Regions from separate parts of the Homo sapiens genome. Here region 2 is linked to region 1. A link is a contact called in ENCODE Hi-C or POLR2A ChIA-PET data. All regions are on one chromosome and are shown on one strand. Each heading gives the region's core, a stretch centred on a gene start or an enhancer-like site at or near the end of the contact. The rest is flanking DNA. Distances are from core to core; before and after follow the strand shown. Region 1 overlaps ST7 (suppression of tumorigenicity 7). Region 2 overlaps ST7 (suppression of tumorigenicity 7).

Region 1 (5,523 bases), core at 776-3,275:
ACCTACTCCTTTTCTAGCCCCCACTGTCCCCTCTTCTATCCTGCCAGGGCTTTGGGAACAGCCCCTCCTCAAAGGAGCCAGGATGTATTGTCCTAATTCAGCGTGTTTATGTTGGATGCTGATGTTCTGGGGAGCCTCCTCCTGTTTACAGGGACACTGTTCCTTTCTAGGCAGACCCCCAGTAACTCAGCCTGGTGGTAAGTAGACAGATACACACACACACATTAACACACACACACACACACAAAATACTTAAACTGTTGGAGGATCTGCCTACTAGAGGGTTCATGGCTCATGACCTGGTGGGTCACACCTCTTAGGACAATGTGGCCTGGGTGCCAGCAATAAAGCTTCTGAAGGAGACCATTCTTCCAGGACTTGATTGAGACAGCTGGACACAGAGTGTGAAGCTTTTCATAGAGGACAGCTCAGGGGCTGAGACATAGCTCTCCTCTCTTTCTCTTTCATGGCTTCCCTCCCTGGACTAGTGCCTGCCACGCGAGTCCACGGTCCTCTACCCTCCTCAGAGGAGAACGAGCATGGCTTCCACTTCACTCTTCCCTCTTAAATCAGAAAATCACAGCTTTATCATAATATCTTACATCGCATTTCCAAATTATACAATAACCGACTTTGTTATTACACATGTTTTAAAATACCAGGGTTGGATTATAAATGTTCACTCTATTTTTCTGCATTTCAGAAATGAAAATAGGGGGTTTTCCCTCTAGTCTCAATTCTCACCAACATGTGAGAGCTAAGTCAAAATGCCTTAAGGTTATGTCACATCCCAATTTCACCTTATTACTAAGTCAGAACAAACATTATCTAAGATATCTCATCTTGCTGCTCTCCCAGGCCTCTTACCACCCACTCCAGCCTGCATCTGCATCAGCATTTCCTTTTCATGTTTTGTCATCCTCATTGGCTTTGCTTACTGAGCCCCAAGTCTACCTCATGGCCTATCCCAAAATGTGAGAAGACTCCACTAAAAAAAGGATTATCTGGATGCAGAAGATTCCTAGAGCGTATGCCCAGCTCCTCCCATTACTGGGCTCTACTCCCAAGACCTCAAAATTTAAGTAAGCTAAGACAGATGAGCATCTAGCACTAACCAGATAAAAGAACTACCCTATGAAGTGAGGAGAGAATTCAGCTACTCAACTCAATATCATGACCCAGACCAGTGCTCCACATTCTCCATGGCACTAACCAGACTAGTTACTAGCTACCTAGAACCTAGAACCAAGGCAATGGTTCTGAGAAATTGTCAGTTACTTTCACAGATAACAATCATCCTTATTGAGCACAAAAGCATAATTATGACCAAACGCATGAGTAAAACATAATAAAAGATCTGCTTAACCAAACTCCAAACCTTCAGATAAGGGCTCTTTCTGGATACACAACACCTGTTTGTTGTTATGCTTTAAAAGGATGGTGGCAATAGTGGCAGGATCCCCGGTTCTCAGTGGCTGCAAAGCACAGATCTCTTACATGGTTGTAGGGCCACTCCCTTCTTACAGTGGCCTCAAGAGAACTAAAATCAAGTAACCACAGCTGGAAAAAGGAGGTAAATAACTTTTATAAGAGGTGCTGTGTGGTCTCCCTATCACTGATGTTTTAACTCTATCAGAAGATGACTATAAAAAAGGACATTGGGTTTATGTGTTTAAGGTTAGCCAATTAAAAAAAAATATAGCAATTAATCTTGATGTATAATTAGCAGTCATGAGAAACATTACTAAAGTTACTAAAATGCCTGATAAAAATAAGAAAGATTAAGATTTTCGTCCTACAAATATGAATCCAACAATAAATATGCTTATTCATTTTACATCCTGACAGTGATGGTCATTTTATATACATTTGAATCAAAGCTCTAGTGTAATGATCAGAATCAAACTATAGGTTTGTACAACAAACAGGGAGGTACCCAAGCCAGACATATCCCTCTGTAGAAAAGCTTCTTTAGGCAAACCACAGACCTTCCTGTGTGGTTTTGGTCTGTTCACATGATTGGCAAAAGGAACCACTGGAAAATAAGCAAAGAAAGTCATAAAAAATAGTCATGAATGGACTAGTGTGGGTTGTCCCAGAGGCCAAAAACAAAAAAAAAAAAACAAAAAAAAAGTGGAGAAGTTCTTTAAGGAATTTCTTAGCTGTAGCATACAGCTGCAGTTCTAGGTAAGCAAAGAAGATCACAAATTTCCATGGTACTACAAAACAAATCATTCTCAATGTTTTCTAGCAGGAGCTGGCAAATCCTTTTTATAAAGGGCCAAATAGTAAACAGTTTAGATTTTGTGGGACCATCTGTTCTCTGTCACAACTACTCTATTGTTTCAGTGCAAAAATAGTCATAAACAATACATAAATTAATGTAGCCATGTTCCAATAAAACTTTATTTATAAACTTTGAAATTAAATTTCTTGTAATGTTCACATATCATGACGTATTCTTTTGAAAATTTTTCAGCGATTTAAAAATGTTAAAAAAAAAGTTAGCTTATAAATCTCACAGAAACAGGCAGCCCATGGGCTACAGTTTGCCAAACCCTGTTCAACAATATTTACTGTGGTTGATTTGACCTTTCTCTGCAAGAGCTCTAATCTTCAATTAGGTCTCTGCCATTGACAAGACTCACGAAGATAATGGAATCCATCAACAACTGCCTGATTGCATCAGGGTCAGAAATTCAAGAAAAGTTTCATCCCAATTCCCTTCATTTCTGATGATACTATGAACAATACCTCATTCCCTATCACATTAGAACTGGTGATAAATGCTCAATTTCTGAGAAATTGTCAACTACTTTCCCAGATAAGGAAAACCACATACCTCCAATCCACATACATCTCTAGCCCTTGAAGATTATATAAAAATGGAAATCATGGGCTAAGATTTCCAAGTCTCTTCAATTATATTATAAGCCAGGAAAACTTTCTATAAAACATACTCATAGTGTAGAACACAAGTAATAGCTAGTTTGTCTGAGAAAATCTGACCCTGTTCACCAACAATTGCTGAAAGGGAATTCTTGAGAAACAAGAAACAGACTACAATCCTAACTGCACAGTTAATTAATTTGGTTAGACATTTCACAACAGTATCACTTCATTTATGAAATGAAGAACTTAAAATTATTTCTGAGGTTTTTTTCTAGCTCTAAAATACAACAATTCTGTAATGAGTTACGCTGATCATGATACCTACCTCATTAAGGGTTTCGGCAGATTTCTATTAAAGTTCACATGGATGACTTTTTTTGTCATTAGCCTTCAGATAAGAAGCAGATAATTTCCTCTCTGCTTTTTTGTCTCTGGTTTTTTGAAAGGCTATTGAAAATATATTTCTAATCAAGACAACTGCTACATTCTTAAAATTTTAACACAGATTCTTACAGTTTTAACACAGATATAGGTGATTCTAAGAGAAAATGTAGTGAAGTGTATTACTTGGAAAATGTTTCTAGAGACAGACATTTGTGCCTGTGCAACTATAGACTTCAAATTCATAGAGACAGAAAGTAGAATGGTGATTGCCAGAGGCAGGAGGAAGAAGAAAATGGGGAGTTGTTTAATGGGTACAGAACTTCAGTTTCGTAAAATGAAAAGAATTCTGAAGACTGGTTGCATGGCAATGTGAGCATGAGCTCCTAAGAAGACAGTCAGCCTGTCCTGTGAAGCTTTGAAGCCAGGCATTGACTTCTCTCCAGCTATGAAAGGCCTAGATGGCATCTTCCTCCAATATAACACTGTTTTCACCTACACTGAAAATCTGTTGTTGAGTGTAGCCACCTTCATCAGGTATCTCAGCTAGACCTTCTTGATAATTTGCTGCAGCTTCTACATTAACACTTGTACTTTACCTTGCACTTTTATGTTATGCAGATGGCTTCTTTCACTAAACCAAATAAACCAACCTCTGCTAGCTTCAAAGCGTTCCTCTGCAGCTTCCTCACCTCTCTCAGCCTTCATAGAACCCCTGAAGAAATTAAAGAGAGTTCCTTGCTCTAAATTAGACTTCGGCTTAAGGGAATGTTATGGCTGGTTTGATTTTCTATCAGACCACTCTAACTTTCTCCATATAAGCAATAAAGCTGTTTCATTCTGTTACATTTGTGTGTTCATTGGAGTAGCACTTTACATTTCCTTCAAGAATTTTTCCCTCGCATCCATATCTTGGCTAACTGGCACAAGAGGCCTAGCTTCTGGCCTATGTCAGCTTTTGACATGCCTTCGTCATTAAGCTTAATCATTTCTAGCTTTTGATTTAAAGTGAGAGGCATATGACTCTTCCTTTCACTTGAACACTTATAAGTCACTGTAGGGTTATTAATTGGCCTAATTTCAATATTGTGTCTCAGGGATTAGGAAGGTCGAAAGAGAGGGAGAGAAACTAGAGAAGGGTAGGTCAATGGAGCAGCCAGAACACACACACTTATCAATTAAGCTCTCTGTCTTATATGGATGTGGTTTGCGGCACCCCAAAACAACTACAATACTAACATCAAAGATCACTGATCACAGCTCACCATAACAGATATAATAATGAAAAGGTTTGAAATATTGTAAGAATTACCAAAATGTGAGTCAGAGACATGAAGTGAGCATGTGCCATTGGAAAAATGGCACGACAGATGCTCAATGCAGGGTTGCCACAAACCTTCAATTTATAAGAAGTGCAGTATCTGCAAGGCAGAATAAAGCAAAGTGCATCAAAACAAGGTGTGCCTCTATATGGTTAGGGTCAGAATAACTGGCTAAACTAATTATAAAAGTTTGGTAGGAATTAGGTATATTTCTGTTCTTACATTTGTTGAAAAATATTAACTTTAAATGGCAATTATGCAAAGCTTATACAAATTTTAATTGTGAATAAAAAGACATAAAAATATAAAGAAGGAATAAACATTGTGCTGTTACATCTAATGCCTAGCAATGCTTGTTGAGTCAACAATTGAACTAGCTTGAGTAGAAAGCAACTCCTGAAGTCTAAGAAAGGGTACAAACCATTCAGAATAGGTAGTCATGCTACACTGCTACTGACTGGTGATAGCATTCTGAAAACACAAGGATGGTAAGAAGGAAAGAGTGAACTGTTGAAACTTTAAAGATGGAAGTAAGAGGATGACAGATTCATAACAACTGCTCTCTTTTGAAAGCTTTACTATTTCCAATAAGATATGGACACTGTTCTTTCAAAAGACACATTGACTCTACTATAAATCAACCATGAAAAAGGTATCAGGTGGAAAAAGTACTGGAATTAAAGCAAAATCCACTTTGGAGCCTTCTTTAGGCAACTCTGTGCCTCAGTTTTCACAGACATGAGCTATGAGTTGCTATGAGGTTCATGTAAGATACTGGTGAAAGTGTCAATGGTAAAGTGTCAGGAGCTAGCATTATTTATTAGTATTAATTTAATTACTATTGTTGACTCTCTTAAATAAAACATCTCTGAAACATTTCTATTTATGATCTACGTATTTATTTATGTCTAAGAAACAAAATGCATTA
Region 2 (6,148 bases), core at 260-2,759, 120 kb before region 1:
TCAAAGAAAAGAGGCATGATTCAATGGCATGAGATTCAGAAGGAAAAATGGTTTAAGAGGGTTGAGCAGCTTCCAAATGTTCAACTGTAACTGCAATCACAAATGATCCTCTCAGGAAGAAAAGAGGGGTGGCACTTAAGTAACCAACACGGCTTCACAGAGATTTCTCCCAGGTCAGATTTTTAAAGGACATATTTTAAAAGATGGAAAGAGGGCATGTAATGATGGTCTATAAGAGAGTGGAATGAGCTTATAAGAATAATGTCAGGAGAGCTACAATTCCAAATTAGCTGAAGCTTGCAAAAATAACAATAATAATAATAATAATAAAACAAAATAAAATACTAAAGACAACCATTTATTCCCTATTTTAAAATTATATTTAAGGCCCTATCACCGTCCCCATGTCACAAAGGCAAATAAGTAAAAAAAAAAGACAAACAACATAATAACATCAAAACAAGGAAGGTTTATTGTTAAAAGCAGTAGATAATAAAGAAAAAGCAAAACTCTCTCCCTCCTATTTTGTTCCTGGCTTCTCTATCAAGGAGAATGACTGTCAGACTGAAAAAGGGAGAAGAAATTAAACTCTAAAATGGGTAAAAAGATGTAAGATAGCAAATAATTGATCCATTCTAAATGAATTACTGGACTGGATGGGCAAATCCCAGGAAACCGAAAGACCTTGTAGGCAGGCCATGGAATTGCTCTCTGTGGATAGTTGAGGAATCACAAAGAATGGAGAGGTGCTAGAAGATGAGATGATAAATGTAGCATAAATTTTCAAAAAGGGGAAGAAGGCAGACTTCCCAAACTACAGAACACAGTGATTTGGAAAGATATTCTAATGGATTATTAAAGGAATGGTCTCCAAGCACTTTAAAAAGAAAGTAGTGACGACTAGAAGCCAGCTTATATTCACTAAGAATAAATAAATCAGATTGTGCTAGCTTAATTTACTGTAATAGATTTACTATAAATTTAAGATCCGCAGCTACGATTGGCATTCTTAAGATCCAAATGGAGAAATATGAGCTGAGTCACAGTGTAACTGGGTGGCTTAGTAATTGAGTGAACAATACAAAAGATGGTGATTCATGAAGACATGAACCTGGAGGGTAGTTTCTATGTCATGTCACAGGGCTCTATTCCTGGCCTTCATATTTTTCTCAGAAATATGGATGACACACAGAAGGCAGGCATATCGAATTTGTAGATGACAAGAAACTGGAAAATAAATATGTTGCATGACAGAATCAGAAACCGTAGATCAACTGGTTACAATGGCAGGATTTTCAACTCTCACGACAATCTTTTTTTTTTTTCCCTAAGATCTCTGAAGAAGATTCTGTAACCTTCTTCAGAAAAATCATAAAATAGTTTAACAATGACCACTTGGCAAGGATAGTGTTGAGGTGATTCAAGCACCAGATGGGTGGTTCAGCTAAGTGACCTTTAAGGTCTCTGCCAACCCTGAGTTTTTATGACTCCAACTTTAAGAATCTTTCTCATTTTCTGAGATCTCCAGAAGAGATTTCCCAGCCTTCCTTGGTAACCCACAGAATGTTTAACAACACTCAAGACAGCATTTCCTCTTATCTTTGTCTTAATCTTGAAGTATTTTCTAAAATTTTTTTTTTAAACCTTATGTTGTTATCATGTTTTCCCCACTAGCAGAAGTTCTACTAGAAAATGTTCTAGTGCAGATGAGCATTCTACATCTGGAAAATTTTCCCTGTCAGAATGTTTTAGATATGTAAAGAATTGTATTTATTTTATATCCTCACAATATCCTAGGGATAGCCCTTCAAGAAATTAATTTAGGATCACAGCAAAGCCATTGAATTCATAAAATGACTAAAACCACCTCCACATGGTGGCTGTCCTTCATTTAAAAAAAAAACTTTTTTAAATAGAGTAATAACTCCCCAAATAATCCTCCAGTTCAAATGCAGTTTAATTTAAGTATCCTATCAATGGCAACTGAATATATTCAGCAAAGGATGAGATTTCCTTTTTAACAGCAAGATTTTCCCCCACTTACTCATTTATCTCCAAGGCTTCATGAGCTGCAGAAATCCTAGCTTGGGGGTTTCTCTCTCTCCAGGCTTTCTGCATTACTATTTAAGAAAAAGAGAAAACACCAAGTCAATCCATACATATAATTAGGTAGACTCAGTAGAGGACAAGAGCTAAATTAGGAGTGTCAGCTTAAATTACAAGAACATATTTCATTGCTAAGAGGGTTGGCCAAAATCTCCAAAGTCATATTAGTGTATTAATGTGCTATTCCACAGTATTTCAACTGCTGATAGCAAACCTTTTTTGTGCTCACAAAACTACAGGCTAAGGAAATCAAGAAAAGGCACTCTAACAGAGATTTTGCGTGTCTTTTGCACATTAATGTCATTTGTTCTTGGAGAATATATTTTATGCATTTTGAGATGACATTGCTACCAACCTTTTCATTCACTTAGATACAACATAATTGGTCATTTTCCGAAGCACTTAACACAGACTCTTGGTGTTAGAACATTCTGAAACCATTTCAAGAATTATGCGTGGGTCAGTAAAAAATGCTTAAGCTTTTGCTTAACATGTGTACTTATATCCCAAATTTACCTGCAAACCTAGCTTTTATACATCAGAGCAGTTTCTGAACATATGGTGGGAAGCTCAATGGGAATATTTACTGTACCATGATGTTTCTACCATAGCAAAGAGTACCATTTTACAAAGGAGTAACAATCTCCTTATTTATTTTATAAATTTGTATTTTATAAATTATTTTAGAGTGTGTAGAGGTTCCCTTTCAAAAACATTTTTTCACCTATTTACTTTGAATAAATTTTATAACAAAAAATTTCAGTTGAATTATCTGAAACTCAAGTAATGTAAAATACACACTAAACAAAGTATTTTCTCAGATGGAACACACATCTAGACTCCAATAGCCAAGGCCATGACCCCATTCGATGCTAGTTAACCTATAAATAGGCAAATAAAAGTCACTAAAATATATTCATTAATCATCTGAATCCAGTAAATTCCAATTTCTACTTTGAATATCATAAAGGAGATAAGGCCTTCATGCTAACTCAACCAAGAACTTCATTAGCTTCATATAAGATTCATATTTCTTTAAAATATATAAAACCAACTTCGATATATTTTTAAAAATCATGATTCAAATTATTATGAGGGGACTCATTTCAACATAAATACTTCATTGTGATAAAGGTTTACTTAATTATCAGAGTTCTGGGTTCTTATTAGTCAATCAACAATTTAATATTTTATTCATTGGAGTTTTACAGAGTGGATATTCTAAAAGCAGAAATCTTGACACTTAAGCCAAAAAGCCCTCCCATTCAGAAGGATGTATGGATTTTTCATACTTGCATCTGCGGGACGCAGATGGTCCGAGTCACAAGTAAAGAATGTCTGGTGGTCTTGGGCAGAGAGATTCATGTCATAGTAAGTAAGAGGCTCTCGTCCTGTCACCCAAGTATACCTGCAAAGGAGAAATAAGATGATTAGACACTTTTGAGAGAGAAAAGCAAGACCTATAAAATATTAAGCTGCAGAGGCGTTGAAATATAGACCATTAACTGAATACTAAAATAGCTTTGCTAATGAATAAAAAAAATTTTTAAAAATCATCTTATTCTCCCTTCAGGAATTATATCAGTCAAAAGAAATAAACATTTTCTCCTGTGTTTTTGTCTTAAAATTTACTAGCCCTTGCTAATGAAAACCTTCCCTAATTCATATTATGAATAGACACTTTCCTAAAGCTATGAAAATTCTAATTTGCCTAATTACTTTGCTAAACTAAATTCCAACATAACTTCTGCGACATCTCTATAACCATATTCCAGGTAAGCTTCAAAATGTTTTCAATGTATAGTATATATTGAAAAGAATAACTGTTAATACAAAAACTCTAAAAACTACACATTTTTGTACATTATCCCAAATCTAGTGCTAAAATATTTATAAAACAGAAAAATCAAAACATTTGAAGATAGTATTAAAAAATGGACGCACTACATAGACTGTTACAATGACCCCTAAATGAACCAGCAAAAACATTTGCTGCTGTCTTTGCTCTCTGAACCAGACCCATTTGTTTCCCAAGCTGTCAAAATGCTTACCGATTGTATTCAGCACCCCTAAATAAATTTAGTGGATTTCGCCATACTTTGCATTCTGCAACAAAGAGAAATATGAAAATGTTACGCGTAAGTTCAGTGACACTACAAGCTAATTAATTCAGCAAAACACCCTTCCTGCCATTTGATAAGATAATTCTATTCACTACCCTTTACATGGGAAGCAATGTGGAAAAACTCTGGGTGGTTAATCACAAAATGTGGCTCAGGCTCCGGGACTTTGGAAAGTTTTGCCTAATCTCTCTGGGCCTGAGTTTCCTCACTTGCCAAATCAAGATGCATGCCAAAATCAGCTAGTTCATAACTCCTAAAATTATTTCAAGAGGTCCAAACTGATTCTATGAATTTACTTCTAAAACCTTATAGATAAAAGTATAGGCAGAAGTAAAACTATTTTCTGTCAGTCTAAAACATACCTCATAATAACGTTGTACATGACAAGACAAACTATAGAGTATAATATGCAAACAGCCTTATAGTCTTAATTTGGGTTCATGCTAACAGTGATTTTATGATAATTTACCAGTTTGCTTTTGCCTTACAGGAAAGGAATAAGAAAATTAATAAGATTACCATATTGTAGGAAGAAATGCAATTAAAAGAAATTGTCTCAAAGCATTTTAATATCATTTACTTGCACAGATACATATACTAATCATCATACTAATATCATCATGTTAGCACATCCTAATAGGTCATACCTCTTTATTATACCAGGACCACAGAAATTTAGAACAAAAGGACTTTAACTTAGAAAAGCCAAGCATTAACTTTAAGACTGTGTTATAATGGTAAGCATATGACTAATAAACTACAATTCTTTTAAAACAGTCTATGATTAAGACTTTCTACTGATTCAGAATACTAGATTTTGGATGAATAAGATTTTATTATAAAAAAATCAGTTAATAGTATTCAAAACATCTATGTGCGTGTGCAACCAGCAAAAACCACATCCAACAACATATGTACAAAAAAGTGAGCAATTATTGCAGAAATCCAAAGGACATTGAAGGCCACGTGGTGATTCATTAGGATCCTACCCTCAGTCCTGTACATTCAACATCCATCCATCCACTGAGCATTAATTTGAGCACCCACTGGAGGAAATAAGTAAACCATCAATTTCAACACAGTGTGATAATGGAGAACACAAAGCACTCTGGGAACATGTGTGTAATCTCAACAAATATTTGTTAAAATAGTAAAGGATATACACATAACAGGAATACGTGTTTTCATTTAAAGAAGATGTACTTATTTCTAAATTAGGGCAGGATCCCACTTAAAATTTACACAATATTTATAAATAATGGCCCTAAATTTTTTGTCACTTAGCTTAACTTGCCATTTAGAAAATGATCTTTGTCCACTTAATTTAGCATCTCTGAATTTTGTTCTTGTGAAACTGAGATTTGATGGCTGTCACTTCATATGGCATTAACTACAAAATTATGCTTCCTGTAATTATTTTTTCTCCCCTTAGAGGAATCACTAACACCTTGACTCCAGATCATGGCTTGAAACACACTGGTGAGCTCAATAACCATAATCCCTGCTCTTATGGCTATTATAACTACCTGGACCTCACCACTGCCAACCCCTGCTCAGAGAATCTCTTTTAAGATTCAAAGTGCTCTTCTTAAAGCTTCATGAATATTGCAAGATCTGTATCTAGCACAAAATAAACATGAATATAGATTTATGGATAAGGATCCTCGTGGTAGAATTATTTACTATAAAACAAGGACATTTGGGGAGATGCTTCTCCTCCACAGAATCTCATCTGAAATATTAGTAAAAAGGCTAGGGCAAATATTTTGTCTCCAACAAATACATCATCATACTACCTGGAAGGATAAACACTGTTTAAACATCAATTGACAAATCACAAAGAAAACTGTTTTCAATTAAAATTTCGACTCTATTATATATCAGATGCAATTGAAATTATTTCTAAACAAAAAATAACT

What was found. Hi-C counts contacts between places; a loop is a spot of excess contacts on that map. ChIA-PET counts read pairs that join two places held with the same protein, here RNA polymerase II (POLR2A). Pooled maps may share reads with other maps.
Region 2: a loop to region 1 is called in a map of endothelial cell of hepatic sinusoid, with 4 times the contacts of the local background. The contact joins two enhancer-like sites. A Hi-C loop is called at or near these places in 3 of 168 maps with a recorded cell type or tissue (PC-3, SK-MEL-5 and endothelial cell of hepatic sinusoid), 3 of 37 single-sample maps with no recorded cell type and 10 of 50 pooled maps. POLR2A ChIA-PET finds 5 or more read pairs at or near these places in 8 of 52 experiments (A673, CD8-positive, alpha-beta T cell, OCI-LY7 and 4 more).

What each region holds. Positions count from the first base shown.
Region 1 is chr7:117,005,858-117,011,380 of GRCh38, reverse strand. The region is part of intron 1 of ST7 (suppression of tumorigenicity 7); the gene reads right to left. Among named protein-coding and RNA genes, the nearest start is that of MIR6132, 12 kb to the left of the region's middle. RefSeq lists an enhancer at 296-375. Within about 2 kb of position 2,025, at least 2 of the 41 ENCODE cell types and tissues checked have a DNase peak (open chromatin) inside an H3K27ac peak, as active enhancers do; they include PC-3, where a contact is called at or near this core.
Region 2 is chr7:117,127,857-117,134,004 of GRCh38, reverse strand. ST7 (suppression of tumorigenicity 7) reads right to left here. Exons shown (of 16, transcript NM_001369598.1): 4 at 4,158-4,212; 5 at 3,399-3,514; 6 at 2,045-2,120. All of the region lies in intron 2 of ST7-AS2 (ST7 antisense RNA 2), which reads left to right. Among named protein-coding and RNA genes, the nearest start is that of ST7-AS2, 15 kb to the left of the region's middle. Within about 2 kb of position 1,509, at least 5 of the 41 ENCODE cell types and tissues checked have a DNase peak (open chromatin) inside an H3K27ac peak, as active enhancers do; they include PC-3, where a contact is called at or near this core.